7 separate regions of the Homo sapiens genome follow, and all the other regions are linked to region 1. The links are chromatin contacts, found by Hi-C or POLR2A ChIA-PET in ENCODE. All regions are on one chromosome and are shown on one strand. The core of a region is the stretch at or near the end of the contact, and the rest is flanking DNA. Distances in the headings are between cores, read along the strand shown.

Region 1 (4,097 bases), core at 480-2,979:
CTGGCCTGCTCCAATGAGGGAAGAGCAAGTCATGGAACATATTTTTGTAGACACAAACTAACATGAGAGAAGATAAAAAATGATTTGTACCTCTAGAGTATGGAGTTAAACCATACCATAACTGCCAAACCACAGTGCTAAGTTTTTTAACAGTCTGAATTCTAGGTTAGAGTTTGTCTGGGGGAAACAAAATAGCTAACCAGCACGAACTGGAAGTGAGCTTATGTATTTTCTAAAACTATTGATCTGGAACTAAAACATTATCTAAACCAACCAAATACTTCATTTGGTTCCAGACCTGGCCTTCACTGTCTGGAGATGGCTGTGCAGCTCAGAAGGAAGTCTCGGCCTTATATTATCTTCCCCTGAGAGTATTGGTGAATCAACTCTGAAAACAGCACTCATTAGACAAATAGTTTCTCCATTTGCAGCTGTTAAATAGCTCTACCCGCCAGTGATAAAGGGGCATCCTGTGTGGGTGTACTCAGACCTCTTCAAGCAACTGGCTTAAAAGGAAGGCTAGCTCACTGGGGATCCAAAGTATCAGTAAGGGTGATAAAGCTTGCTTGAAAAAGCTCTCTCTAACTGGGGCTGGGGAAGCAATGCAAGCAGCAGGCTTTCTCCAGAAAGCAGCTTTCTAACTCCTCACCCTCTCACACACACTTCAATATACAAAGACCCACTGTTTTGTTGCGTTTTTCCTGAGGTTTTACCTTTGGCACTGCAAAAGCCTTTTCTTTCAGCATCTGCAAGACCCTATTGGATGAGATCTATTTCTAGGTTAAAGCCTTTGATACATTTCAAAGCAGACTTTGCCTTTAAAGTTCTCAACTCAACTCTTTTTTTTTTTTCAAAATATACTAAATACCAATGGGTAACGTGGCTCTATAGTCAAGGTTTAGAAAAAATATATGCACTAATGCCGACATGGGAACCACTGTAACTGACATTCCACTTGCAGACATGCTAGGGTACGCTCTACCGGCTAGGGAGGGAGGGTTTCTGTGGGCCAGACCCAGTCAGCCAACCTTAGGAAAGGAACCCGGCTCCATTTCCTAGTGAAGTGGCAACAATGACTGTCATTTCCTCCTCAAATATAATGTAAGGACATTTCCAAGTCGCTTCAGTCATTTCTTCCTCCTCCACCCTACCATGTGCTTACAAAAGTATGCTGTAGGAGAAACTCAATTTCTTTTTCCAGGCAAGGTTCCATTAAACATGTCCCCAATAACCTGATTACATCAGACAATGAGCCTTCCTTCTTATATGATTTCTTCAGCAGAATGTTTTTTAGTTAGAATTGCCAGATTTAGCCAATAAAAATACAGGATGCCCAGTTAAATTTTTTGAATTTCAGGTAGATAACAATTTTTTACTCTAAGAATGCCCCATGCAATATTTGGCAACCCTATTTTTAACATCACATAGACTATATAAATATGAAGCTGAATCTTAGCAGATTCTCTCCTAGTTTGGGGCTGGGGAAGTGGTTAGGTGTGGAGCTAATATTTACTCTTTTTCCGCCCGTAATTTTCTTTCTTCCGTTCTCCTTCCGCAAGGAACGTCTTGGGGCTTCTCGAACATCTCTCAGCATTTACTGTACGCCCCCCTCCCCTCGCTTTTGCTGATAAAATGGTTGGTGTTGTGTTTAAAGTGTTTATAAAGTCTCCTCCGTGATAACGCGAGCGTTTAAGAGAGAGAATTCTAGGCACACCTCTTCCTCCCCTCCAGAGTGCCCCGGCGTCTTTCTAGCCTCCGCCTCCAGGCGGGTGAGGAGGTGACACCTGAGAATTCCTCCCTCTCACCCCTGACCCTGCCGGAAAGCGAAACTGAGATGCGGGCATTGGGCCCTGGGAAGCGTGGGGAAGGGGAAAGGAGAAAGCCAGGTGGGTTTTTAGGTCCCTTCCAGTGCCACACTGCGGGGCGTTGAGGGGCCGCTCGAGGCAGGCCCTTCCATGAGGCCTGGACTGGAGGCCTTCTCTAGCCGCCGGCGCTGGCCTGGGCCGCCTGCCGCCACGCAGGGGCCGCGCGCCTGGGCCCCAGGGCCCCTTTGCCGGCGGGAGGCCGGGGGGACCGACTGCTCTTGGCGCCCGGGGTCGGGGGAGGCCGGGAAACCTCGGCTCCCGGGCGACAGGCACCCAGGCCCTTCTCAGCCCCCCGGCCGCGGCCGCGCCGGGCCTCGCTTCAGCCGGGCGATTCTTCCCCTCATTTGTTGCATTGTTTGCATTAATATGAATATCTTGTTCTGTTTGTTTTGTCTCCTGAGAGCCAATAAAGCTGTGAGTTTTTTCATTACACCAAATGCAGCTCTACGGGCGATCAATCAATGGGTAGTCTTCGGATAATCTGTGAGAGTGAGAAATCTAATAAAGCTAGCGACTAAAAAAGGAAAACAAAATCTATTTTTCTCTTAGGTTAACTACGTCAGGATTAATGTGTTCCACTTCTGCTGCCTGAGGTGGGTTTAACTCTTGTTCTTTCCCCCCCACCCACCCCAACAAATTGATTTAAATGTCAAGATGGGAGGGGAAGAGGGCTGAGGAAAGAAAGAGAAAAGAAAAGGGATGTTTAGGAGCTTCTTAAATTTTCTGATGGTTGGCCGATTCTTTCAAGAAGAGGAAAGACAATACTTTCTAACGTCCCAGAAAATCAGAGAAATGGAGGATTCTAACAAAATGTAGTTTGGCAAAGAGGCCCTTCCTCAGTTTTCCGAACAGACAGGAAATGTAAATTGATAATGACGTAAATAAGTGATGATAATAAATCAAGTTATTATTAGTGCCCCCTGCCCCATCACTTGTTTGCTTTTGCTAGATGCTAAACTTAACTCCTCAAATGCATTTTTTGGAAGGCCCCTCAACCATCCTGAGCAATGCAGGAAATAAGAGAAAGATCATCTGCCTGGGCTGCTGCAGTTCTCCTCACAGCACAATGCAACCAAAATCATTTATAAACAGACAAAAATAACAATCTGAATTATCTAACATTAGCAGTTGAACTGAAGAGCCCAAGATTATGTGATGAATTGTTAAATTGCAGTAGCATTGTTTTGGATTGCTAATTAAAAAAAATAAGCAAACCCCATGACTCTAGATATGACAACTGAAAATACCCACAAATTATTTAATAAATGAAGTGTCTAACAACTTTAACACTTCCTGGTCGCCCTGTTAATAAATGTAATTTGAGGTAGATTTTTAAAATCTTCAATCTAAACAGTGAATTCATTACGCGCCATTCAGATCTCTAGATGCCTATGGACTTCTTGGAATTAGGTGTTAAATAGACAAAAGTGAACCAAACTGCCTTTAAAAGCACAGCATGACCATGTAATTCTTTTTCCAGTTTGTGGTAAAAAATGATGAAACTTCTTTCCAAGTAGCTATCACCCAGATTTAGTGTGAAAAGTAGTGTAATTGTAATTCACGCCATCAGGGTCTATCGCTGATAGACGATCAGCTGTTCTGTAGAGGGGAGAGGCTTTCTTTTCAAATAGGAAAGCTGCCAAGTGCTCTGCGATACCTCCAGCAAGCTTATCGGATTGAGTTCAGAGCCAAAACAGCAGCTGCACACATATGCAAATTGGCAATTAATAGTATAACATTCTGTAAAAAAAAAAAAATGTTTAAAAAAATTTTTAAAGAAAGTAGAAAGAAGCTACCTGAACATTAACCTTAACTGTAACTGGGACTTCTAAGATGAATGACTAAGGATTAATTACCCTCTGGAGAGGACTTGCTGTTTAATACCTTCTCTTACAGATCAAGTCTTTGTTGTCTTGCTGAGTTTTGTCTGTTTCATGGAACACAACAATACACTCTACAGGAAGAACTTTAACTAAAAAGCCCTTATATTTCGATTCCAGAAAATGGAGAAATTAAGTCCTTTCCATGGATCATTCCTTCTGTAAACAGAGATCACAAAGCAAGAGCTTCAGCATCCTCGTGAAAAAGACATTTTGTTCTGGGTGTCATCATCTCCTTCCACTACAGCTTGCAATTGGAACAAGCTTCACATCCTGGGGGTGCTGCCTATCTCTGTCTTGATTTCTGTCTGTCTATTCCTCCCATTGACAGGAATGTCGTTTGTATCCTCCA
Region 2 (4,097 bases), core at 478-2,977, 870 kb before region 1:
CTGCAGTATTTTCCCAATGTGGGAAGCAGGTACAGCCTGTGCTTCCCTGCTTCCCCTGTTAAGTTTCCCCTGTGAGGGAATGAAATCTCCCAGCATCTGATCCCAGGCAGAAGAGGGTTCCTAAATGTACCCAATGAGGACTACTAGCCTCTGGTGAATCCTATACAGAACAAAGTTCAAATTCAAATTTTATTTCCAAATCAATTCTTTCTTGGGGCTAACTGAAGACAGAGAAAGAAAACTGAAAGAGAGAAGCGTTGAATTATTCTAGGTTGTCAATTTTTAATTTTCTGGTGCAGAAATTTTTAAACCCAAGATTACGTTTTTAGAAGTCACTGAAACTGGGCCGGGCGCAGTGGCTCACGCCTGTAATCCCAGCACTTTGGGAGGCCGAGGTGGGTGGATCACGGAGTCAGGAGTTCGAGACCAGCCTGGCCACCATGGTGAAACCCCGTCTCTACTAAAGATACAGACTCTGCTGAGTACTTTACATACATTACCATACTTAATTCAATCAGACAGGCAGGTAGGTTATTGTTCTCCCATTGTGCAGATTAGGAAACCGAGTCTCAAAAAAGGTTAGGCCATGTGCCAGGGCCACACATTTAGAAGGTGGCAGGGCTAGAATTTGAACGCAGGTCTGCTAGAAAACAAAGCCAGAGCAGAGCCTTCAAACAGTACTCTACGTGGGACCCCAAAACACTTTCTATGTCCTGAATGCTCTATTTGTATTCTTTCATTTTCTGTGCCCATCATTTTTGCTGACTAATTACCAAATTCCAGCTTCTCTGAAATTTGATACTTAATACCATTGGCAGATATGTTTTTTAAGAAAGTAAAAGGTGCCTTTAATGTTTTTTAAGAAAGTAAAAGGTGCCTTTAAGTTGACTTAATTAACACACAGTCTGTTAAGTATTAAAAAAACAAAGATTAGCTCTTAAAAAAATCAGTTTTAAAAATTCTACTTTATAAAAATCTTTTCATTAAAGAATAAATTCTACAAACAACTTCTGAAAGCTTCAGCATATTACTGCTAAACATTAGAGTCAACATTTTAGGATGACGTGACTTAAAACAGTGAAAAATTAAACCCTCATTCATAGATTAAAATGCAAATACTGACAAGCCTTTAATTACAGCTTCAGAACTCTGATAAATTTACAGCAATTACACTTTGCGTTAGATTAGGTGTCTTGGCAGCACAAATGATAAACAAATTTTTAAAAAGCTTACAAAGGGACAAAAAGGGACAATATTTTAGCCAGTTCCATTTTCATCACTGGTAGTCCTTCTACATTTTGCCTCTCAAAACCCGGAAGCTGCCTTGGAACGTGAAAAGACCCTCTATGGATGAAGCTTGCAACTATTTACACACATTCAATCTAATTAGGGGACCTGGTGGCTGGATAAGCATGCTAAGTGCCCACTCATCCCAAAAGAGCCTAGTAGTCTCTCAGCCTTCTCTAGCCTAATTTTTCCTGTTATCAGGTCAGGCAAACAAACTACATTCTTCTATCTCCAAGGGCAAAGAAAACAAGCTAATTCAATTTTCTTGATAATATTTATATGGGCTTAATTTGCATGCCAAAATGGATAGAAAACAAAGTCACTCGTGAATAAAGGGGTGGTTGTATTAGACCCTCAGCCTTTCCTGCACGAGTGGTTTGGCACCATCAGGAAGAGCGTTCATCAGCACTCAGAGAGAACTTCCCGTATGGACAGCACTCAGAGAGCACGTCCTGTGTGGGCAGCATTCAGGGAGGACTTCCTCTATGGATAGCAATCAGGGAGCACTTCCTGCATGGACAACACTGATGCCTCCTTCCCGCCAGAAGCCCCACTGGGCCTCCTACACTAAAAGGATCAACAACAGGCACAGGGCAACTATACACAGGGTAATACTATCTCCCTCTCTATCACATCACCCCCTATAGAGAAGAGAGAAATAGTCTCTCCTCTATGAATACAAATCTAAAGGTCATTTACAAAATTAACCACATGTGAACTAAAATACATTAGTAATCATGTACATTGTTATAGATTTCTATGCAGCAAAGATAATTTTAAAACAAAAACTTGTCATTTAAAATTCTATTGTCTCATTTCCTTCCTATTACTAATAGGCTAAAGAACAGTGCTCTGACCAATCTTATAGCTGAAGCTGTCCTCCTCTTCCCACCCCCACCTTACTTAGCCACTTCTCTAATAATTCTAGTACGTTTTGAAGGGAAAGGAAAGCTAGGACCTGCCCTTTAATTTTCTTCAAGTCTTCTTTAAAGTTTTCATCCTTATAGTTCAAGAAGGTTATCATTCCCACCCCTGTTGCCCCTACACCCACCACCACCACCACGACCACCACCACCACCATCCCAAACAGCAGGTTGGTTTAATACATCAACTATTTCCTTCATCCAGAAGCAAAATAATCACTACAGTTGCTCCTGAAAGCAGACAGAAGTTTACAGAACATTATCATTTTCACAGGGAAACAGTATAAGATCAAGCCTGAAATGAACTGAGTACTATGTGAAGACAATGTCTGCTACACTTATTTCCATACACCAGTTCCTCTCTGTATGCTTTCAAGATGTAAAAGGAATTTAACAATTTAAATAAATTATCAAAAAGGAATGAGGGGGGCCCCCACATGGGCCAGTTATCACTACAGTCAGAACATTTTCTTTGTTTCCTTTTGGCCATATGAGTGACTGAGAGAGGGCTGGGAATGGTGGCTGGAAAGAGAAGTTCTGGCACAGGGAACTGGAAAAACAAAACTAAATGTGGGAGGTGAACTGGAGAGGGGTGAGAAACTGGCCAGGAATCAGTTGCTCCTATGGATAGGTCAGAGAAGGAATGCCTGAGGCCAGGATGTTAAAAAACACATAGCTACTAGATTAATGAAGAGTAAGGCCCCTTTACACAGCCAGTGTGTCTCACTTATACATACCATGGAGTTAAGGAAATAATCAATTAATCCCATTTGATAACAAGGATATCAAAGCTTAAAATCACATAGCTAATTAGTTAATGAAACTGGTTCTCATATCTTCACTGTTCCTTGTTTGGAAAAAAACTTTGCAGCTTCTCAAGACTGTGAAACTGACCAATAGAGTATTAAATTTTTTTTTTGGCTGGATTAAGCCTGTCAAAGGAGAGGGGCCCATGTTACCTTCACTATTCCAATAAAACCTAAAAATAAAAATTCCCAATATGTTTCACAATTAATTCTCAAAGATATCCATCAAAGTTGATCCTTGCATGTAAAACTGCAATCTCCACATAGAAATCTCTTTACCTAAGTTCATGAATAAACCATCATTTTCTTATGCTTCAGATAAAAGAATTAAAGTTAAGACTTGCATTGTTGAATACAACATGACTGACTGAGATTTCCTTCCAGATCCCATCAAGACATTAGATTCCTTATCATTCAAGTATCTTTTAAGGGTTGGTTCTGTGCTCCTGAATGCTTATCAGCCCAATTGTTCTATTTCCTTCAAAAGTTCTTCTAAGAACTCCAGCGACTCGCCAAGTTGCCCACTGAGAACTCTGGGCCAGGAAACACACAAGAGTTTTTGTGCAATTTGTTCCATCTAGTTTTTGTAACAGCATTTATAAGGGGTATGGGTGTGTGAATATGAAGATACCAGACTGAAGACATTAAATTTAAATTAATCACCACAAAACTAGAGGGCCAAAAGAGAAAGTAAGGGGACTAAGGCAATGATTTCAAAATTTCCTTGCCAGAGAATGCATTCATCAGAAAGGAAAAGCTTTTAAGAGTGGGTTCCCAGCCTTAGCTACCCTTAATTGCATTGCTTATAATGGTGTAGTACAGTACAGTTTCTAAAAATAGAGTTCAACCAAGGGAAGATCAGGGAGGAGGGAGGATGAAAAGACAGGGGACAAAAAGGTTGAGGAAGGCTTCACAGAGGGGGTGGATGGCTGAGTGAGCTGAATACAAATGACATGTCATTAAGAATAAAAGGGGTGGTGGCTCATATCTGTAATCCCAGCACTTTGGGAGGCCAAGGTGGGAGGATCACTTGAGCCCAGGGGGTTGAGACCAACCTGAATAACATAGCAGGACCCTGACT
Region 3 (4,097 bases), core at 529-3,028, 840 kb before region 1:
AATAATTGTGCATATACTAATAATCAAACCTGTTTTCCAGCAAATTAAAAAGTAGCATTTTTCACTGATAAGAATGATCAATGCTCTTTTTACCTTCCTAATATATTTGCATGAAATAAAGAAGAAAGGATTGAAAGTCTTCCCCAGAGAGGAAGCAAATTCTGCTATCGAGGGCATAAACCATGACCAACTGTTTAAAAATATGGTGGGATCCACTTTTCTACTTCTTGGTACTTTCTTTTTTTAAAAAAATGTGGTTGAGAATTTCATTTTCAACCTCAGGTCCTTACCCTTTTTCAGGCTGCCCCTCATTCTAAACACAGTCCATTCTTAGAGGCTGTAAACACGGTCCATTCTTAGGCGACTGTGTCAAGGTCTCCCTAGACCACACAGAAGTCTCCTAGGACCACCCGCTGTTGCTTGCTCTGTGGGGACATTAATAATAGCACCTTAGAAGGATTAACAACTACCCTGTGAAGTGGGCACTATTATCTTTACTTAGCAGAAACTCAGACTTAGGGAGGTTAAGTGAAAAAGCATGCAAATGGTAGAGCCACAACTTAAGCCATAGTCTTTCAATTAGGTAGAGTGCAGGCGGAAGCATGGACCAAATGGTTCAAGGAGGTAAAATGTGAAACGTGCGTTATCAGGGCCTAAGGAATATGCTAAGGGGCAAACTTTTCAGTGGAAAAAGTAATAGTATGTCTTATTATCATGATTTTTTTTATAATGAGTTTTAAAAAGCGAATTGGATTTCCCTGAGAGAGGGCTGCTAGATTTAGCAAATTCAAAAATGCAGTGTGATGAAAATCTGGGACATACTTATACTAAAAAATTATTCACTGTTTATCTGAAATTCAAATTTAACTCAGTGTCTAGTATGTCATCTGTGAAAGCCTTTATAAAACAAACAAAAAAACACTAATACATTCAAGAGCTACAATTCCCACATCTGAAATCTGGACACTGTGGGCCACATGTCTTTGGGAGGCCAAGTAAAGGGAAGTGTAGTGAGGCCACAGCTGTTCTTGACGGGCTTTCTTTTTCCTAGTAGCAGACACAGCCCTTGACTCCAGGGACCTAGCTTTCACCATGTAGGCCACTTAAGATGTCACTGCCTCAAAACTCCAGACCTTCTCTATATGGATGCTATGAAGATTAAATATGACTGAGGTTTATACATCCTTAAAATATTTATTTATTGGGTGAGTACTTTATAAATATATTCTCAGAAACCTGGATCAGATAGACTCTTACCCTCCTAAGAAAGGTCTCAAAAATAAAAGTACTAATATATGGTGAGCCCAGTTGACAGTAATCTCTAAAAATAAGGAAAAGTAAAAAACTAGAAGTATGTTCAAAACCTGAAGTGAACTATGGAACATGTAATGAGATGCCAAAACGGTCCCTAGTAGAAAAAGTGGACAATCACGATGAATTGTACAGTTTTCAAATGGCTATGTATGGGTAGATTTTAAAATATCATCATCATGACTCATAGATCCTACCTGACCACAAATACACAGAGATAACATAACATAAAAATGGGCCAATACCTTACTTATACATACCAATTTACCTTTCTGCTACTCTCCACTAAACCTCCAATCTCTGTAGCTTGAAGACGTTTACTTTCTTTAAAACAACAACAAATTGGGACTGTTTCAGGCAGTGTTCATTTAAATATCTTCTATGCACAAGTTTAATCTTCAAACTTTAACAAAACCCAATCTACTAAACACAAATTGCTGTGAACAGAAACTGCCTGAAGAGGATTAATCAACAGCTTTGTATGTCATCCTCTAAACAAGGCCAAACACTGAATCACTGTTGAATTCCTCACGTGCAGCTACACCCAGTTAATCTTGAAGAAGGCAGTAAACTATGTAAATCTACTTAAACTGGGAAGATAAGTACTTCCCTCATCAAAAGTTAGCAACATTTAACAAGTACAACTATTGGAGGGCAAGACCATTAAACACACACAGATATAAACACACACATACACACATGCAGAAAAATTTTGCATTCACTCCCCTACCTCCAAAACCCTACTGGAAACCACTAGGACAACATACTGCTTAGCAAAAAAGGCCTTCCTACATGCCACGATGTGCAGAAACCAAAGTATGGTTGGTTTGTAACTTAGCTACCTCAAGAAAGCAGTTCCAAAATGGAAGGAAACAGGAAGAGGAGTAGCTAATAAAAGAATTCAAGAAACAACACAAAGGAAAAATGAAAATACCAATTTTCTATATCTAAAAGCCTTTGAGTATAAATCACTTTTTTTGTTTCAAAACACACTAAAATATTTTCATAGCTACAAAAGTCCTGATAAATGGTTTCATTTTGGTTTTTGGGGTGCTCTTTTCATACGATCAGATTGGATTTGCTTAATGAACACCATATACTTCAAAGTCACAGTCAACAGTAATAGAACGTACACATTTGTCCACTGAGACTTGAACCAATCATCTTTATTTAGATACTGCCTACTCGGTTATCACTCCATTCAAAAGCTTCTCACTTTGACTTGAGCTGAGCAGGTGTATTTCTAATGTGCTCACAGGCCTGTGAGGCAGGAAAATCCTGTTGATCCCAGATGATGCCAGAGATCAGTACTCCCTGATGCCCTAGCTACACTACGTGGGGGCAGGTGAGAGATGAGTACCAACCACCGCTGCTTTAACTGAAACTAGCTCACTCCTACACAGTCGACCCTCCGTATAAAGAGGTTCTGCATCCGCCTACTGTGGATTAAAAATATTTCAGGGAAAAGCAATAAAAATAGCAATAAAACAATTTGAAAATAATACAGTATAACAATTATTTACATAGCATCTACATAGTATCAGGTATTATAAGTAATCTAGAGATTAAAGAATACGAGAAGATGTACATAGGTTATATACAAATACTACGCAATTTTATATCAGGACCTTGAGCCATCCTGGAACCAATCTTCCTCGGATGCTGAGAGATGACTGTATATGTAAAATGTAGAAAGCTTTAAGAGTTGTACAATCATTCAGTACAGCCACATTTTTATATCAATGCTGCTTCCAAACATCACAAACTTACCATCTGTATCATCCATTTGCTTCATCATTCACCTCCTAGCTCACAAGTTCTCCCTCCCCAAAAAGGTGGGAGGAATCCCTAAACTGGACTTCTGAGATTAGAAGGGTGATGGGCTATGATGCAGATAAGTTCTCTATGGGTTGCTATTGAGCAGTACATGTAGGCAGGCAGCCGTAGTGTGGTGGCTTGGAAGGGAGTGATTGTCAGGGTTCAAATCCTGGCTCTGCACTTTGAGTTGAATAGACTTTGGGCAATTTGCTTAATCTATGCCTCAGTGTTCTTAATTGTAAAATGGATATACAAATATTGCCTGCCTCACAGGGCTTTTAAGATGACTAAATGAGTTAATCTGCCAAAAACATTCAGAACAGCAATCAGCAGGTAGTGAAGTACTCAATGAAAGTTAGCTACTACTACTATGTATGTATAATGCAAGTGTGATTCCAAACCATTACGGTGTTTTTTCCAAAGGTGACTGTAAAGTATTCCTTACATTCCATTTTTTTTTTTTCTGGCAAATTAGCTGAGATCAGCTCTAACAGCTGATTATGTATTTCTAGACTAAAATCAAACTGCATCATATACCTAAAATCTGCCAATTCTTTCATCAAAATGAACAAACTAATATGAACTGCAAGGTTGAAGCTTAACATCACAAAATCTTATAAAAAGCATTAATTAGACTTCCCATTTAGGCTAAGCCAGGATGAGATCACAAAGTCACTCATGGTAACCAGGTCCCCGCGCTGGAAGTGTGCTTTCCCAGTGAATGGCTAAATACTAACAAAAGAAACCTTTGACTCAAATACCACTGGTACCCGGGGTCTTGTGTCTGTATAATGCCTACACATTCATTTCTTTCTTTGCCTATAGAAAAAAGAAAGTCTGTTTGTTTTTCTGATTCAGTCAGCCCTTTTAGTCTTTGAATCTAAGGAGAGCCCTGTGAAAAGAAGAGCATCTTATCAGCGTGCTCCAGACCAGCAGGCTACCCCCCTTCACACACAAAACCTCCAGCC
Region 4 (4,097 bases), core at 778-3,277, 820 kb before region 1:
GAAAGAAAGAAAGAAAGAAAGAAAGAAAGAAAGAAAGAAAGAAAAGAAAGAAGGAAGGAAGGAAGGAAGGAAGGAAGGAAGGAAGGAAAGGAAGGAAGGAAAGAGGGAAGGAGAGAGGGAAAAAAAGAAAAGAGTCTTCTCATACACAATCTAAGCTGTCTCTAATTTTTTAAAAGGAATGGCAAGATACATGCTCCCTCTCCCTCAACAAACATAAAAATTAGATTATCCTTTATCAAATTTAAAATGTTTTTAATGTTTATATTTTAGTGTCTCTGAAAGAAACTATCATGTGACATACATGAGTTAATTTTATTTGTTGCCAATTCTTATAAAAAGTGGATATAGATGTTGTTAAAGTAGGTTTTAGAGATTCCATTTTAGTTTCAAGTGTATACCTTTTAAGTCAAAGGAGGTACTTTGTTTGCTATTAGAAGCCAACAGATTTTTGACAAGATGGTCTTAAGGACTGTGTTATATTTAGGAATGAGCGCTTCCTCTCCAGATCTGTGCCGCCACCTCATTCCGGGTGACTTCTAAACAACCTAGGGTCACAGTGGCCTCTCTTTAATTAGTATCTCACTGCTGGAGGGAGGGGAGCATGTCAGGGGGAAAAGAATGTAAGAAGACATTATAAACAAAGGTCTTCAAGGCAACTTAGTGGTTTGGTCAAGGAATGGAAGAAAGCCTAGCTCCTTTTTTGTTACCAAAGTAAGGCCGGAAACGGTTTTGATTCCTACAAATTGAGATGGTTGGAATTTTTCTGTATGTTTGTTAATTCTGCCTTAACGTGTTAGACTTTATCTCTAATCAATTTGATAGCCTATGACTGAAAACTCCACATTCATTGTTTAGATGACAAAATAATGATCCATAAAGAAAACAGAAGATTCAGTGGACACTTTTCCATCTAAGGGATGATTCCATTAAGGTTTTAGCAATATCCAAGTTACGTTAATACAACATTTTCCTTCTTTAAAATAAAGAAGTATAATATTTAGGAAAGTAGAGGTCAATAATAACTATCTAAGAGATATTTTTTAAATCCATCATAGCTAAAACTGTACCTCCCATATATATACCTACAACTAATTTTATGAGGCCAGGAACAAAATTCTATTTAAATTGAGCTCACTGCAATAAATAAATGAGTGAATAGGTAAAGAGAACTGAGTCAAAAATAAATTTTACCTGAAAATCAAGAATGACACAATTAAAAAAATTGTTAAAGCCTAAATATATAAACATATATGTTTATCTGTATCTATATTTATGTCTATCTGATGGTATATATTAATACATAGAGATTTCATATAGATCCAATTCCACAAGGGAATTACATTTTTAAAATATCAAAGACTAAAATTCTTGAAAACTAAGACGGTTATCTGTATGAATAAGGAACACTTTTAGAATATTAATTCTTCAGTTAAAAACACTGACACTGATTAATGGTTTCTGTTGGGTATTATTTACAAGAAATCATCTCAGCAGGGTGCCTGTGTCCAGTTTCATAATCACATAGTACACTCACCCTACAGGATTATGTTCTAGGCAAGTTCGAATGTTAAGTTGAATTTCATTCTCTTCAGGAAGTGACTTTTACTCAAGATTGAATACAGCTGTTAGCACAGATCACTGTTCCAAAAACATTTCTATGAGAGCTGGAAGAAAACACCATTTTAAGAAATGCAAATTCACTTTCATTATTTCAAATCTGTGCAAGCAAAGCTGGAAGGGAATCTCTGGTCTCTGTTTGTTAGTTAAATTAGGTTATTATAAATATTTAAGAGAAAACATGCAGGATGGCTACGAGATGGCTATAAGACTTTCCATGTACTTCTGGAGCCTACATATTTTAATCACCAGTTTGTTTATAACAAATACAGTGGCTTGGTTTTTGTTTCAAAAATCAAAGTTATACTCAATTTCTCCTTAAATTTCACTCTCTAATACAACTTGGTTTTCTCTCTTTATATTCACAGAAATGTAGCCTGGCAAAAAACGTGGGGTGGCCTCAGCAGAGGAAATGCTGCCAGCTGAAAACACCGGATGTAATCGAGACCACAAGAGACACAGACTTAGTTATAAATGTCGAACTAAAAAGAGGTATTGGAAAGAAACAAAGTCTAACTTTTTATTGGCTGGATTAATTATTGTAGTGAAATCTTGCTATTTCATAGTTTAGTCCCAAACAAAACAGCATGTCGGGGAATTATTTTTATAATCCTAGGTTCCACTTTCTAGAGCTTTAAAAGAAGAAGAAGAAGAAGAAAAAAACTCTATGGATTCTTACCATCCCTGGCCATTTTCCTACTACTGTGGGTAGGAGAACAGAGGTTTTGGGTGTCAACCTACGAGACAGTACAGGATAGGTTGGATCGGCTTCCACAAATAGCTGGGAAAAGAGCATTTTTAAAGAATGTCTTTTAGCATCACAGAAATGTCCTTTTACTATATAAAGAACCAGAATAAATCTGTCTATAGATGGACCCGTAACAGACTAAGTTAATTAGTATTATTAATTCTCTTTGGCAATGGGGTGGGGATAAGAAAACTTAATTTACAAAGTCTGTAATAGCTGTTTTTCTATTCCCGCCCTTTGACATTGTGCTTCCTTTTGTATGGCGTAATGGTGATAACCATGTTCCTTCCCTATTGGCTATGAAAATCCAAATTTGAATTCAAGACAAGCATAACACTTTGGGATCCCTATGATCCTCCTAGTTTGGCTATTAGTGCTTTCCAAGCTGCACTTTTCAACAGTTATCTATTGCTTTCTATGTAAAGATTGTTTCAATTAAATACATTTGTCTGTTCAAAAAATAATTCTTCAGGCAAAAATTTAAAATTTAATTTACTTTTTAGCCAGGGAAAATGATATTTTAATTGTCAAAATATAATAGTTTTTATTTAAGACCCTGACTAAAGGGAGCAGTTAGCAGTTTTTGCACTTTAAAGTTAACAGGAAGTCTCCTTTCTTCCTTTTTTTTCATATAATATGATCAATGTTTCTTGGAAAGGTTAACATTTCTCATAAGAGATTAAAGGACCCACCATAACTCACACAGGAGAAAGTGGGCATCTTCTGATGGTAAGAACAGGTCATTTTTGAAACTATGTTGTTATACATGTCAGCCATCTTATTAAGTAAGCTCTTGGAAAAAATAAAAGAAAATCTTTTGCCACTAGAGGGAGTTCAAAATTCCCTTTGTATCAGTAAACACGTAAAGTGCATTTAACCTCTGAAACAATAAAAACTATGATTGTAGTACACTTTTTAAAAAATTAAACAATAAGACTAAATCAAGAATTAGGTTTTTGGGGAATATATCTTTTCCTTCAGTTAGAATAGCTATGGTGAATATATGCCATGGTTATTATGTACAGCACACATATGTTAAAGGTAACTTAATAATTTTAATATCTGGAAGCAGTACAATGAATAAGCATTCTTATTCATTGGGATTGTAATCTTTTACTCTTTCAAGCTGTATTTAATAATAACTGTGGTAGACATTTCCAGAAATACCTGCCCACAATCCCTCCCACTCTGCATGTGCTTTCCCAATGTGATTCTCTCCTCCAAAGTCCAGGACTGGAACCTGTTTCACCTCTCCTTGCCTAAGGGATGGCCCTGTGTGACAGTAGAATGCAGAAGTATGGCTGAGTGACTTTCAGATCTGGGCCTGAAGAGGCTTTCAGCCAATCACCCTGTAAAGAAATCTGGGCTAGTCTGCCTTCCAGTTAGAATCCACATGGAAAGAGAGGCTGTACAGAATGAGAAGCTACACAGAGGAGAATGGAGGCACTCCAGTCAACAGCCAGACAACTGTGAGGCATGTCAATGAGGCCATCTTGGACATTCAATCCCCAGCTGAGCTCCCAACTGCATGCAGCTGCCTGAGTGACCCAGCCAAAGTCAAATGGAGCAGAAGAGCCACCCAGCTGATCCCAGCCAACCCAGGAAAATGCAAAATTTTAAGTCATTTTTAAGTTTTAAGTCATTTTTAAGTCATTTTAAGTTTTAAGTTGGAGGTAATTTGTTACTCCATAATAGATAATTGAAACAATAATACTAGTAAATATGTTTGTAT
Region 5 (4,097 bases), core at 369-2,868, 770 kb after region 1:
TTGAATTTAAATCTCTCCAGATGTTTTTCAGTTTGGGAGAGTCTGCCCCTGCAATGGAGAAAGATAAGGGCATGAAAAACTTCTGAGTAAGGGCTTAGAAATGTCTCCGGGCCCCCTACCTGAGAACTTAAACACCATTCTCTAAATAAATCCCTTCTTATGCTGGGTGTTGATTAGTTAGCTCAGTACCGTGCACTCAATAGAAATAAATTTTTCCTTGATGGATTAAGAAGTCTTCTTTGCCACAAAACTGTGTTCAGAGATGGAATCCAGGTAAAGAAATAAGAAAAATATTGTATGCACCTATTTCTTAATATTAGCCTGACATCAAAAGAAATTTTTTTTTACTTAAAAATACCTGACAAATGGAACTCAAATTTTTAGCATTGTGGGTGGTTGCAGACCTTTGCATTAACCTATCTTGATTTTGACAGTCTTTGTGTTTTCATGTAATATGTCCTAGGTTGCCCTAAGTTAAGCAGTGCTAGAAAAAAATTAAAATAGTTTTCAACTCATCTTTTCCACGTAAACTTTGTAAAATTGAAGGAGGCAGACATACAGCAATGTGCAACAGATCATTCATGTATAATTTGATCAACCTTTACAAAGTGAATGTATCCTTGAAATCATGGCCTGTGCATATTATCAGAAGCCTCTAAGGCATTTCCCTCTTTGCAAAGGGACAAAAGGAAATGTTTTTCTTTTATTGAATTCCATAAAAATTTCACTGAACTTTTGCCTTGTTTTTATCTTTACATAAATTGCATCTTGCAGGATGTACACTTTTGTGTCCAGCTTCTTTCATTCAACAGTATATGCAATTCATCCATGTTGTTATGCTTAGCTCTTTTTAGTTGCTGCAATAGTGTGTGCCACTGTATAAACGCACTATTTCTCAATACTTATTTAACTGGGGTTGTATATAGTAGATCCTTAATTTTGTAATTTTAGGACTTTTGTTGGTCAGATTTGAGAGACCCTGGAAACTATGCCCTCTCTCATAGAGGAGCGATCTGGATAGATACAAGTTTATTTTTAAAATATCAAAGCCTCACTCTCAAACAAATGTATCCCCTGTTTATTCTAAATCTCTATTTTTTAATTGTTAAGGAAAATAGCTAATCATTAACTTTAGTAAAAGAGAATTTCTTTCCTCAGGAATCCTTAATCAATTGTCATCTTCTCCTCTCTCCATCTATTTCATCATTCATGGATCCTTCTGCATTTCCTAGTCTATGATTTCATAACATTATTTTCAACCACCCTCCCTATTATGCTTCCCCAGACATCCATGCTGTTGGTTACAGAAACTCAAAGTTACATTTCCCACATACCAGTTGAATGTAATTAAATATAAGAGTCAGAATGAGACTGGATTCAAATCCTGATTCACTTTGGCAAGCTACCTAACCTAATAGTCTCTATTTATTTAATTAAAATATGGGGTAAGAACACCCACCTCTCGGGGCTTCAGCGACAATGCCTGCAGGTAAAGCACTTCTCATGCAACATGCATCTTATGAGTAACCATCATTGATTGTTAACATCTCTTGAGCCAGATCACATCTAGTTATAGTCCCATAAGTGAAGAGCACAAGAATGAGATGTGGTTCATACGTAACAGAGCCCTTATACATAGTACCGATGATGGTTGTGCTCCACAATTTTCCCAAAATAGCAGAGTCACCCTCATCCAGACTGTAGGAGCTACTCCTAGGACTTCAGAGTTGTCACTGCCTATGACGTAAATGTACACTGAAGGAAATGTACACAGTATCCTTGACTGTGAAGGAATGGGCTTGGCTTGTTTAGTCAGATGTTTACTAGGGTACATTTATTCCTCAGTTTGTCCCCGAGTCTGATGAATTTTGATTTTCTGTTCTTAGAATGTGGTAGGACATATGCCAACTCCCTTTCTAGAGTCTCATACAGAGAGGAATTTAGGAAATGCTTTTTTTTTGAACTTCATATCAATCTATAATGTAATATATTGTTATTTAAACATAACATCTTCACTAAAACCTACCGTAAGGATAAAAGATTACAAATTCATCCCAGAACACTTTAAATTATTTACACTTTACAGCTTTAAAATGTAAATTTTAAAGGGGAAAAAAAATCAGATGACCTTTGACTTCATCTCCTAGTCACTCACCTGGCTGCTTCAATTTGATCTTCAACTTCAAATGTTCCCAGTCTTCTGTTGATTGCATGCATGATCTTATCTCCTTGGTAACCACTTCCTCTGCCATCAAAGCTAGCTACTATAATGTTTTCTGTGCTTGCAAGGTAAGTGGCCCAGTTCAGTCTGAAGACAGTGTCTGCTTTTTGACTACATGGGCCTGCATACCTATGAAAAATACCAAATTGTTAGCTTTCATGGTTTTCTGGAATCAAATGAGGAATGCTTACATTTCTCTTCTCCGTGGAGAAGTATGCATCCTTCCCAATCATGAGCCTTAAACTGTGCCAGCCTATGGGGTGTCCAGAATGAGTCCTCTAAAACTTAGCAACACAACTACCATGGTTGTATATTTCCTTCAAAGATACTTGTCAGTTTTGTCTTTGAAGATAGTTATCAAACACAGACTTCATAGGCCAAGATTTTAGAAGTATTAATGTAATCTTGGAAATCAAAGAAATAATTTCTCTAATAGTTAAGAAGGGGGAGTTGTGGTATAAAAAAAATGATGATGACAACAATAAATGCAGCTTTGGATATCTTTCCATCTCAGCTTAACACAATACTCCTGGACTGCAAGTTTATTTCCTTCTTTAAGGACTTTGACTTCTGCATCATATGCTTTGCATTTCCCATAGCACCCGGCACAGTCTTGCTCACAATGACTGTAAATCATTGTGGAATGGACTGCAGTATGAATGAATGCTAACATTTAAAACTTCAGAGGAAGAAACAGGTTGCATTGGAAAACGGGCATGTCATTGGGCATTCTATATACTAACAAGTTTAACTCCCTTGTATCTGCAATCTTCACAGGCTACCATCTACCCTACACAGAGCTGTGTGCACAATCTCTGTAAAGCTCTGTAAAGCACTCTCATTTCTGCTTGTTAATCAAGAGGAGCTCCTTATAGCTCATCTCAATTCATTTAAATATGTCATCTTTGCACCATCTACACAACTCCTGGACATGGATACTCTCCAATAACTTATTCCCTCCCCAGCCCATCTCTCCACTCATCTGCTTACTGTCCCTGCACAGGATAGGACAAGTTCTGCTTACATGCCTTTGCTAATGTTTTCCTTCTACTTAGGGAGGTCAGTCAAAAGAACTTTCGTTTTAAACAAAACACTATAACATTCTAACTTTAAACAGGAAAATGCATTCATGCATTTCTTGAGCTAGCAAATATTTTTTCACATGTGAAATGCCTTGCTCCTCTCAATTATATTAAATTTGGTAGATTAAGAGCTTGCCTTAATATTAGGTATATATATCAAGTTCCCTAACCCCAAGATTAAACAAGATTATTTTTTAAAATAGAAAAAAAAAAAAGACCCTAAAAGAGAGGAAAAGGAAAATAACTGAACAGAAATATGTATTAAATTTACCATTTTTTAAAACCTTTTCTAATGGAGATCAAATCGTTACTTACTAGGAAGTCAAAGAAGATAAAAATATCACTCAAAAGGATGCTTTTTTAGCATTGGAGCCGAAGCCTAAAACAAATTAGTGTCACGAATGAATTGACTTCATTTGTTACAATTATTTTACTTGAAAAGAAATCAGATAACACATCTGGAATTTTAAAATATGTATCTTTTCCTTTCTTTGTGCTTTTATGTGTGGTTTTCATGAAACTGTGAATATAGTGGATCAAAGCTGTGTCTGATACTAATATCTGGGTCCTGCCTTCCTCTCCCCACTTTTTTTTTCTCGCTGGTAACAACAGAGACATTATGTCCCTGACCTTCAATGTCTTTTTCCGTATAATGGAACAACAGAACTTACTATATGGGTTTGTTGTGTGAATAAAATAAGGCAAATGATGCCAAGCACCTGGCATTCGGCAGGTCCCTGCACTAGTGTTGTTTCATTTTGTTTTTAATATAGGAAATGATGCAAGCCAGGACA
Region 6 (4,097 bases), core at 836-3,335, 750 kb before region 1:
TGCATTAAATATATAAGATATCTAAAAGGTAGTGCATTGATTATGCCACAAAATTTCTTTGAACAGCTACCATGTAGCTCACAGAAAACTAGCATCTCCTGCAAGTTCCTAAAACAAATACTGTGAGAACTACACAGAGATGAATAAGGGGTATCCTTGCTGCTACCATCTTGCTGCTTTCTGGTGACCCAAAGTAAAGTGGGAATTGGGGGAAGTGAAAATGAGGCCCGGGATTGCTAGGACATTTCTGGTCTCGAAACTGACAAGTGTCCTTTTTACGTAGACAAATACAGGGCTATGTCGTAAGTACATGAAAACGTGGACCACACACATTCTAAGAAAGAAAAGGCTGAATCAGAGATTCTTTGTACCAGGCCGGAAATGCCCAACTACCAGCAAGCAGAGCATGATTACAACCTCCCAAAGAAAGTTCGGACACTGCATCCATACCTGATTCTTTTGTGATCTAGAAGGGCACCCAGAGTTGTGATAGATGTTAATGGCTGAAGAAGGCTGCTGCGTCCAACTTCCACCCTCCCAAATTCTGGCGGCTGCTTCCAAAGCAGTGAAATTTCCAGTCTTCATGGCCCAAATAATTTTTTTAAATGAGTTCGGGAGGCATCAAATTCTTATTGTAAAAATAAGATAGGCCCACTAACAAAGTACCCAGGGTCCCTAGAAAGCCAGGCGCAATTTGTATGGCTACATGTCATCAACTGTTGTTACCCAAGAGTGTGCCGAGGTCACTTTTTAAAAAGCAACATTGGAAATCGATCTGTGGCAAACATATAAGCTAGTTTTGTTTTTGTTTCTTTTTTAACCAAATACGAAGTCACTTCTTTCTCTGCACTGAAATCTGCCCATTGTCCCTCCTTTGCAAAACCTCTAGAGATTAGAAGGGACATCAATGAACGCGAGTGAACTTTGGCCACTTTTCTACCCAAAACACCAGCGTAAAAGTAGAAATCAGTAACCAGGTGAAGTGCCACACCGCACAAAGATCAGAGGCGAGGGGCGGGCGCTCAGGGCCGGAGGCGGGGAGGAAAATATCCCGGCCCCGCCGCCCCTCCAGCCCCAGTCATCGCGTGCGCGGGAGGTGGAGGGGCGTCCCTGGGGGGCGGGAGGCTCCGCGCCACGGCGAGGGGAGCGAAGAGTTACAGCTTACAGGGCGAGGCCCTTGGAGAAGGGGTCGAAAAGCCGGGCCACCAGCGGATCCAGACGCGCACACCAGGCGACGGCCGCCGGCCAGCCAGGGCTCGGCGAGGGGCGCCGCTCGACCCCACGACCCTCCCCGCTGGCCGGGCCAGGAAGGGGCTGGTGGCTCTTTCCTGTCTAGTCTCTCCCCCCGCGGCTTTCTGTAACCCGATCCCCGCACTCCGCTCCCAGGGAAGCCGCCGCCCCGCGCGCCGCCCGGCTCTGCCCAGGCCAGCGCTATAGTTAGCAACCTTCCAGCAACTCCGCCCGGCGGTGGCGGGGGTTCGCCGCGCGCCCCCCTCCCCAGGCCTGACCCTGCGCGCGTCCCCGGGCCCCCTCCTCCGGCCGTCACCTCTCCCCGGCGCCCCTTTACCTTGGCTTGCAGATACTGGGGGTAATAGTAGGTGGCGTACTGAGGGTACATCTGCTGTTTCCACACTTTGCCCATGAAGCTGGAAGGGAGCCTGCCGTGCAGGGTCGCGGACACTTTGGGGTTTCCAAGTCTCGGGCTCTCCTGCCTCTCCCTTTCCGGCGGCGGCGGCAGCGGCGGCGGCGGCGGCGGCTGCTGCTGCTGCCGCTGCTCCACCTCCCAGCCGGGACCAGACGTCCTCCTCCTCCTCCTCCTCTTCCTCCTCCTCCTCCTCCTCCTCCTCCTCTTCCTCCTCCTCCTCCTCCTCCCAGGCAGAAAGAAAGACACTGCAGAGCGCAGAGGGCACCCCGGACAGGGCGCTCCCAAGGAGTTTCCTCCCGGAGCCCGACTGCTCCGGGGCTGCCAAGGGCTGGCGCGCTGGCCGCGGTCCGCTCGGGCGAGCCGGCTGCGCGGGGCTGAGAGGTGATCAATACAAGTGGAAAGTGCGGCAGCGGCGGCTGCGCTTGGTGCCAGGCGGCATCTGGGGTGGGTGCGCCCGATGTGGAGAGAGGAGAGGGGCTGGCGTTCCGAGGCCGTGGGGGAAGGGCGGGCGGGGGCGGGGCCTGGGCGCCGCCGAGCCCGGGACCCGCTGGAGGTGAGGGCTGAGTTTTAACCACTCCTCACCTCCCAGGCTCGCGGTTGGACGGGCGGAAGCCCTGTGAGTCCAGATCGCTTTGTGTCGGGGGTGGGGAAATGGGAGTGGGAGTGGGGGTGGAGGGGGAATGCGGGGGGACCCAGCTTAAGAACTGCAGGGCGGGCACCTCTTTTGCTTTCCCGAGTTTTTATCTTCGTAAGGGGGAGGGGAAATAAGGGAAAAGAGGAAATCTGATTAATCGTTCACTTCCCACCGCCCAGTAATTTTTTTTCACAAGGGAAGGAAAATGATTTAATGCCCAACAAAGCTGGAGTCTGGACACCTGGGTTCTGTTCCTCCCACCCACCCCCGACCCGGGGCCACAAGACTAATCTAGGTGACCTTGGGAGGGTTAGCGTCCTTCGGTTTGGTTTTCCCAGATGTGAGACGTGAAATCATGCCCCTTGCACAAGGGGAGGCAAAGCACATACATACATACACACACACACACACACACACACACACCCCTCACAACATATAGACGGATCCTTCTAAGAGGGGGATGCCGCAAAGAGGCAGAATGTTATTAGAGGACACAATATAGACATCAGCTTTTCTCTGCCTCTTTCTAATGCTGCCAGACAGTCTGTCAACTCCCACTCAGGAGCAAGGAAACTCCCTGAGTTTGGAATATTTTAAGGCCATTTTGAAAGTCACGCTGGCATATTGTTGCAGTGTGCTTCAGTGACATATAAAATCAATCTCTCTTTCTGCCTCTCTCCATCTCCTAATTGTCACAGCTCTAGACAGCCTCAGACCAGCAGTGGTTCAGTTCACTACATAACTAGATATAATTTAATGGAATTAATTGGTCCCCGAAGCTGCCTGCAGAAGACTTTTATATTCCAGCTCAAAAAGAGAGCTAATACCAAAATGTACATACGGATAGCATAGGTAAGCAAGCATCCTCAAATTAGGGTTCCGGCACATCTAATAAAATGTAATAAAAAACTGTGTTTGTTATTAAATAGACCTTGTTTACTTTGTCATTTTGGTTTTTGAAGAGTCTTTTGTTAATAGCACAAGGTAAATTAAACTCAACTGGAATGCATTATTTTGTTAAACAGTTATTATTTTTATATGATAACATTTTAAAATAGGTTTAGTAAGATACTTTAAAACAATGACAAAATAAGGACCTGAAACCCTTATAATCGTTCTATGGTTTAGACAAATTTCTAGATCTTACATGTTTGACAAAAACAAAATAAATATAAGTATAGGTGAGAACATTTTGGCTCTGCCAGGAGGCAAATCATGTCCCTCTCATTTACCTATGTAAAAGCCTATAAGGAAGCTAATATTTACTATGTCTGCTATATTGTAGGCACTGTTGAGGTGCATGCAGACCTGAAAAGTGGAATGGGTCACTGTCAGACTAGGGGAGCCTAAAATATTTCCCATATTGTTTCAATGTGGGGCCTTTTAATGTTTTTAAACAGGGAACTGACATGAACTAAATTGTGCTTTAGGAAGACTAGGAATGATGGTTTGGAAGAGTGACAGAAGGAAGAGAAGTAAATCGAGAACAATCGCAGAAGTTCTAGGTTTGAGGTAATAAGGGAAACTACCAAACTTAGACTGTTCTACTTACTGTTTTTTCTGGATGATGGAAATTCAGCCTGTTTTAGAGAGCCCAAAAGCAGACCTACACTTGTATAGACACTTGATTTATGACTGAGTTGGTATTATAGCGCAGTGGAGAAAGAATGAACTTTTCAATAAATGATTCTGGGTCAACTGGCAATCATATGGAAAAAATGAAATGGGAGCCCTGCCTCACACATACCAAGGGAGGAGGGTGGAAAATTGAGGTGAATCATGACCTGGATGTGAAAAACAAAAGTATAAAGCTGTTAG
Region 7 (4,097 bases), core at 1,198-3,697, 540 kb before region 1:
GTGCAATCAATGGAGATGATGTAAAGGAAGTACTGGGGTGAATGTTTTCTACTTTTTCTCCTTGAATCCTCCAGAGGCTTCGAGGAGGATGTACAAATATTCTGAACGCTCTTTGCCACATAGCCAAAGCCACACAAAATTGGGACTCCCATTCTCTTTCCCAAAGCTGTTTCCTGCATTCACTGTGCAACCTCTTGACTTGTTTGCCTATTTATAGTCTTGCTTCATCCCTCATGCTTGACACTCAGAACTGCTTTTCTGTCTCTGATGCTTCAGTTTTCCCCTGCCACCATCTGTAATTGATACTTGCTGGTTGGTTTTGTAGCCTCCCGTAAAGACCTAGAGTAAATAACCCACTTGGCATTTTCTTTCTTTCTTTCTTTTTGACAAAAAGTTTTTAATAAAGTACTTCTTTATTAGCAAAAAATAACCAACTTTTTTTTACACAAAAGTAGTGTTTTTCATAAGAATTAAAGATTTCTCATAAGCATAAAAGAATAAAAGGTGCTCATTTGTATACATGTGGAGCATCTTTAAGATGTTCAAAGTAAATTAAAATGTGAGTCTTTCTGAAGTGAGCTTTGTTGCTTACATGAATGCTTGATCACTGACATGTTCACCTGAGGGCAAAGGATCTACAATTTACAGCAATCATGCAGAAATGGGTTTTCTTTCATATGGATTCTACTTGGTTCTGCTCTTATACTTTGTTTTTTATTAAAAAAATTAAAATGTTAAGTGGAAACAAACAAAAACTAGGAAGGCCCTGAGAAGACTGCACCATGAAAATAGCATCATGAAGAGGCTGCCTGAATTCTACACCATAGATTGAATGAGAACCGCTTGCTGCCTCTGGGTCTTCACTGGCTTATGGGTAAATTTAGGGGAGGAAGAGATAATTACTAAGATGTCTTCTCAATTCTCAAATGATTTGCAGAGATGTTATATTAATTTTTTTCATTTTGCCTACATATATGCTTGATTTCAAAACTTCAAACTCTACAGAAGTAAATAAAATCTTAAAGTGTTTTTATTTATGTACACCTACCCCTCACATAAATGCATACACTTACACACACTCCACCCACATTCATATTCAGAAATGTAAAACACTGATCCTCCTTTACTTGAACTCACTCGTGGAGTATCTCTCAGACTGTGTTCTCTAAGTCCATGGAAAAACACAAAAATAACTTTCATTCTTCCTACTTTAGTCTATGATAAGCAACATACAAATATTACTTGCAGAATTAAACTTCATAGAATCTCAGTAATTATTTGCAAGTAAATAACTAGTTTTTTTGAGGTGGAGTTTTTCACTCTTGTTGCCCAAGCTGGAGTGCAATGTCGTGATCTTAGCTCACTGCAACCTCTGCCTCCTAGGTTTAAGCAATTCTCCTGCCTCAGCCTCCAGAGTAGCTGGGATTACAGGCGCATGCCACCATGCTCAGCTAATTTTTTTTTCTATATTTTTAGCAGAAATGGGCTTTCACCATGTTAGCCAGGTGGGTCTCGAACTCCTGACCTCAGGTGATCTGCCTGCCTCAGTCTCCCAAAGTGCTGGGATTACAGGCGTGAGCCACCGTGCCGGGCCAATAACTAGTTTTAATTCTATTTGCAATAAAGTAAAAATAATTTAAAGGTCATTTTCATCTTTATTCAAGTCTTTAGGTTTACTTTGTTTTTTAAATCAACTTCCAAGCAACATTTAAATATTATTTTCTTTAACTTAAACCAATTTTTACCCTGCTTTCATTTGCTTAGATGCGACATAAGCCCCAGTTTTCTACTGTTTTGTTTTTGTTTTTGGATGAAATCTTAGTTGTTTAATGAACTTCAATATTTATATTTAGTTAAAACTCTGCTATCATTTATAACCAGATGAGACAGCCATGGAAAGATAAATTGATAATTTATGCCTCTTGCATTAGGGAAACAGTTCTTGTATTTACAATATGCTGAGCACAGCAATTCCCTGCCTAGCCTCCTAATATTTGTGTACATTTTTATGGAGGAGTGTGACTTTCAAATTAAAAATGATTTGTTGCAAGAATATTGACTAGGAAATGCATCCTGAGAGAAGACAGCAGAGAAGAAGTAATGAGATTTTTTTGCTACCCCTAGCCCTGGGCTATTCAATAATTTTTCTTCTTTAAAGCTAAGAGGAAGAAAGAGAGCCTCAAACTGAGTGGCAGATGTTAAGTCAGGAAATGGGAAACTCCGCCTTCGCAAGAGCTTGAGTCGTCTCCGTGACCTCTGTGGCCTCGTTGAAAGGCTTTCTCTGAATTGAATGACAACACGGAGGCTGAGGGTAAGATTGCAAATCAGAGAACGTGGGTATGAATGGGAAGCTTTGACCCCTGCCCCTTGGGTGGTAGTTCAGACCTGGGTTAGGGTGAGGTGTGGAATTGCACTTCCAGATTGCAGCCCTGCCAGGAAGGTTTTTGCAATGCTGGGTGGTCTGGTAGGGTTTGAGGTCCCCCCACCAAGAGAAGAACCTAAGAAACTTTGCCTGCTCTTACCCTGGTTTCTGCTTGGCATCTCTACTTCTATGTTTCAGTTCTTCTTTCAGTACATCCAAATTGGCATCCGGGACTTGAGCACCATATGGCCCAGATGTTTTCTAGAATCACTGTGGGCATGCAAACAGAGACCACTGCCAGGGAGCCACTCCTACCTCATACTTCAGAGCATTTACACAATGATGTGGCTCAGAACAGATATAAGGCCCCTGCAGAAAGAGGACACCAACTGGTATGAACATGAGAGGGACAAAGAAAACAGTTCTGAACACGGTCTTTTAAGGTGGGGCTTTTTATGCCATTTTTTGTTTAAGTATTGCAAAAATTAACAAAACAGAACTGTAATGATTTAAACTTTTTAGCGGGAAATTCAAGAAATGTTTTGTTTTTATGTATTTTTTTTAAAGATGAGAGTTACCAAATCTAAACAACTTTTAAAATCTTCTTTAATAAAGTTGGTCCATTTTTCTCAAAACCTGCATCTTTGACAATTTATCATACATTGAGCTCTTCTCTCTCTCTTTACTGCATTTATCCAATTCATTTGATCTCTTCTTCCCTTATCGTTGCTTGTTAGCCAGGTAACCCTGGGAATATGTGCCTTTTAGCAACTTTCTGTGCACTTCCTTGTGTGTAACCTGCTGCCAAGCAGACAAAAATTATATTTATCACATTGGGGCAGGTTTTCACTACTGATAAGTATCAGCTGTCTAGAGAGCAGGTATGGAGAAGTTATAGGAGCAGCCTACGGAGACCAAAAACACACGGAGAAACAAGGGCTGCTAAACGGACATTTCCCTCAGAGGGACCAGCATGTGTTCCCAGCCAAGATGAAGAAGACACAGAGGGTGGGGGGAACTCTAAGAAAGAAAGGGGTTTTCAAGGGAGGGTGAGGGAGAAAAGGAGACAAAGTTAGCAGAGAAGGGAAATACTTTAGGTCTCAGAATGTGGCATCATAATTTTATCTGAAGTGATTGGGCTTAGAACAATAACACTGGCAAAGCCATCAGCTACTAGGAGGTTTCTTGAGGGATAACAAATCCTTTTGCTTTGATCAGGTTCTGTTGATTTTGGAAAGGGGGTGAAGTACGTTCTCACCCGGCGGGATGGGGTTTACTCCAGGGAGGCCCTTGATCACTTACTGGTATGCGTTTATCAGAATCATTGTCATCATTGTCATCATTTTCACCTTGTTTATTTGTCCATCACTAGGGATATAATACCCAGCATCATTCCTTTGTGTGTGTATTTATGTGTGTATGCAGAAGAAGCATTGATAGACTGGAAAAAAGAGATGAGAGGGCTCAGGAGGTTGAAAAAGCAATGAAGTAGGCACAGTTAGTGATGAGACACTGGGATGAAAGTACTTCAGATTTCAAAGGGTACAATTTCTTGTGATGTCCCCTTTTGGGGTGTAGCCAGGGCAATGCGAAAGCAAGAGTGGAGGAAAGACAAAAATTATTGAGAATCAGCTGGTAAAAAAGCTTCAAGATGGCTATTAGTATATCTTCTTTGGAGAAATATTTATCAAGTCCTTTGCTAATTTTTAAATTGGGCCATTTGCATTTTTATTAT

What was found. Hi-C counts contacts between places; a loop is a spot of excess contacts on that map. ChIA-PET counts read pairs that join two places held with the same protein, here RNA polymerase II (POLR2A). Pooled maps may share reads with other maps.
Region 2: POLR2A ChIA-PET joins it to region 1 with 11 read pairs in activated T-cell. The contact joins the enhancer-like site here to the promoter of LINC01806 in region 1. POLR2A ChIA-PET finds 5 or more read pairs at or near these places in 2 of 52 experiments (OCI-LY7 and activated T-cell).
Region 3: a loop to region 1 is called in a map of CD8-positive, alpha-beta T cell, with 2.3 times the contacts of the local background. The contact joins the enhancer-like site here to the promoter of LINC01806 in region 1. A Hi-C loop is called at or near these places in 5 of 168 maps with a recorded cell type or tissue (B cell, CD4-positive, alpha-beta T cell, CD8-positive, alpha-beta T cell and 2 more) and 8 of 50 pooled maps. POLR2A ChIA-PET finds 5 or more read pairs at or near these places in 2 of 52 experiments (activated CD4-positive, alpha-beta T cell and activated T-cell).
Region 4: a loop to region 1 is called in a pooled map, with 2.3 times the contacts of the local background. The contact joins the enhancer-like site here to the promoter of LINC01806 in region 1. A Hi-C loop is called at or near these places in 2 of 168 maps with a recorded cell type or tissue (B cell and naive thymus-derived CD4-positive, alpha-beta T cell) and 3 of 50 pooled maps.
Region 5: a pooled map shows a loop between it and region 1 (4-fold over the local background). The contact joins the enhancer-like site here to the promoter of LINC01806 in region 1. A Hi-C loop is called at or near these places in 2 of 168 maps with a recorded cell type or tissue (CD4-positive, alpha-beta memory T cell and naive thymus-derived CD4-positive, alpha-beta T cell) and 7 of 50 pooled maps.
Region 6: a pooled map shows a loop between it and region 1 (2.0-fold over the local background). The contact joins the promoter of RBMS1 here to the promoter of LINC01806 in region 1. A Hi-C loop is called at or near these places in 3 of 168 maps with a recorded cell type or tissue (CD8-positive, alpha-beta T cell and naive thymus-derived CD4-positive, alpha-beta T cell) and 8 of 50 pooled maps.
Region 7: a loop to region 1 is called in a pooled map, with 3 times the contacts of the local background. The contact joins the enhancer-like site here to the promoter of LINC01806 in region 1. A Hi-C loop is called at or near these places in 2 of 37 single-sample maps with no recorded cell type and 1 of 50 pooled maps.

Annotation. Positions count from the first base shown.
Region 1 is chr2:161,243,010-161,247,106 of GRCh38, forward strand. It overlaps LINC01806 (long intergenic non-protein coding RNA 1806), which reads left to right and starts at 1,730. Exons shown (of 2, transcript NR_110164.1): 1 at 1,730-1,886; 2 at 3,866-4,097. All of the region lies in intron 3 of PSMD14-DT (PSMD14 divergent transcript), which reads right to left. RefSeq lists enhancers at 80-159, 180-289, 1,519-1,578, 1,526-2,026 and a silencer at 2,009-2,118.
Region 2 is chr2:160,370,009-160,374,105 of GRCh38, forward strand. The region is part of intron 1 of RBMS1 (RNA binding motif single stranded interacting protein 1); the gene reads right to left. Among named protein-coding and RNA genes, the nearest start is that of MIR4785, 36 kb to the right of the region's middle. Within about 2 kb of position 1,728, at least 8 of the 41 ENCODE cell types and tissues checked have a DNase peak (open chromatin) inside an H3K27ac peak, as active enhancers do.
Region 3 is chr2:160,401,678-160,405,774 of GRCh38, forward strand. All of the region lies in intron 1 of RBMS1 (RNA binding motif single stranded interacting protein 1), which reads right to left. Among named protein-coding and RNA genes, the nearest start is that of MIR4785, 4.2 kb to the right of the region's middle. Within about 2 kb of position 1,779, at least 8 of the 41 ENCODE cell types and tissues checked have a DNase peak (open chromatin) inside an H3K27ac peak, as active enhancers do; they include CD8-positive, alpha-beta T cell, where a contact is called at or near this core.
Region 4 is chr2:160,426,249-160,430,345 of GRCh38, forward strand. All of the region lies in intron 1 of RBMS1 (RNA binding motif single stranded interacting protein 1), which reads right to left. Among named protein-coding and RNA genes, the nearest start is that of MIR4785, 20 kb to the left of the region's middle. Within about 2 kb of position 2,028, at least 15 of the 41 ENCODE cell types and tissues checked have a DNase peak (open chromatin) inside an H3K27ac peak, as active enhancers do; they include B cell, where a contact is called at or near this core.
Region 5 is chr2:162,009,638-162,013,734 of GRCh38, forward strand. It overlaps DPP4 (dipeptidyl peptidase 4), which reads right to left. Exons shown (of 26, transcript NM_001935.4): 20 at 2,156-2,350. Among named protein-coding and RNA genes, the nearest start is that of DPP4, 63 kb to the right of the region's middle. Within about 2 kb of position 1,619, at least 4 of the 41 ENCODE cell types and tissues checked have a DNase peak (open chromatin) inside an H3K27ac peak, as active enhancers do.
Region 6 is chr2:160,491,722-160,495,818 of GRCh38, forward strand. RBMS1 (RNA binding motif single stranded interacting protein 1) reads right to left here and starts at 2,086. Exons shown (of 14, transcript NM_016836.4): 1 at 1,568-2,086. The coding sequence starts at 1,642. RefSeq lists an enhancer at 1,627-2,147 and a silencer at 2,334-2,513.
Region 7 is chr2:160,701,849-160,705,945 of GRCh38, forward strand. No RefSeq gene overlaps it. Among named protein-coding and RNA genes, the nearest start is that of RBMS1, 210 kb to the left of the region's middle. Within about 2 kb of position 2,448, at least 4 of the 41 ENCODE cell types and tissues checked have a DNase peak (open chromatin) inside an H3K27ac peak, as active enhancers do.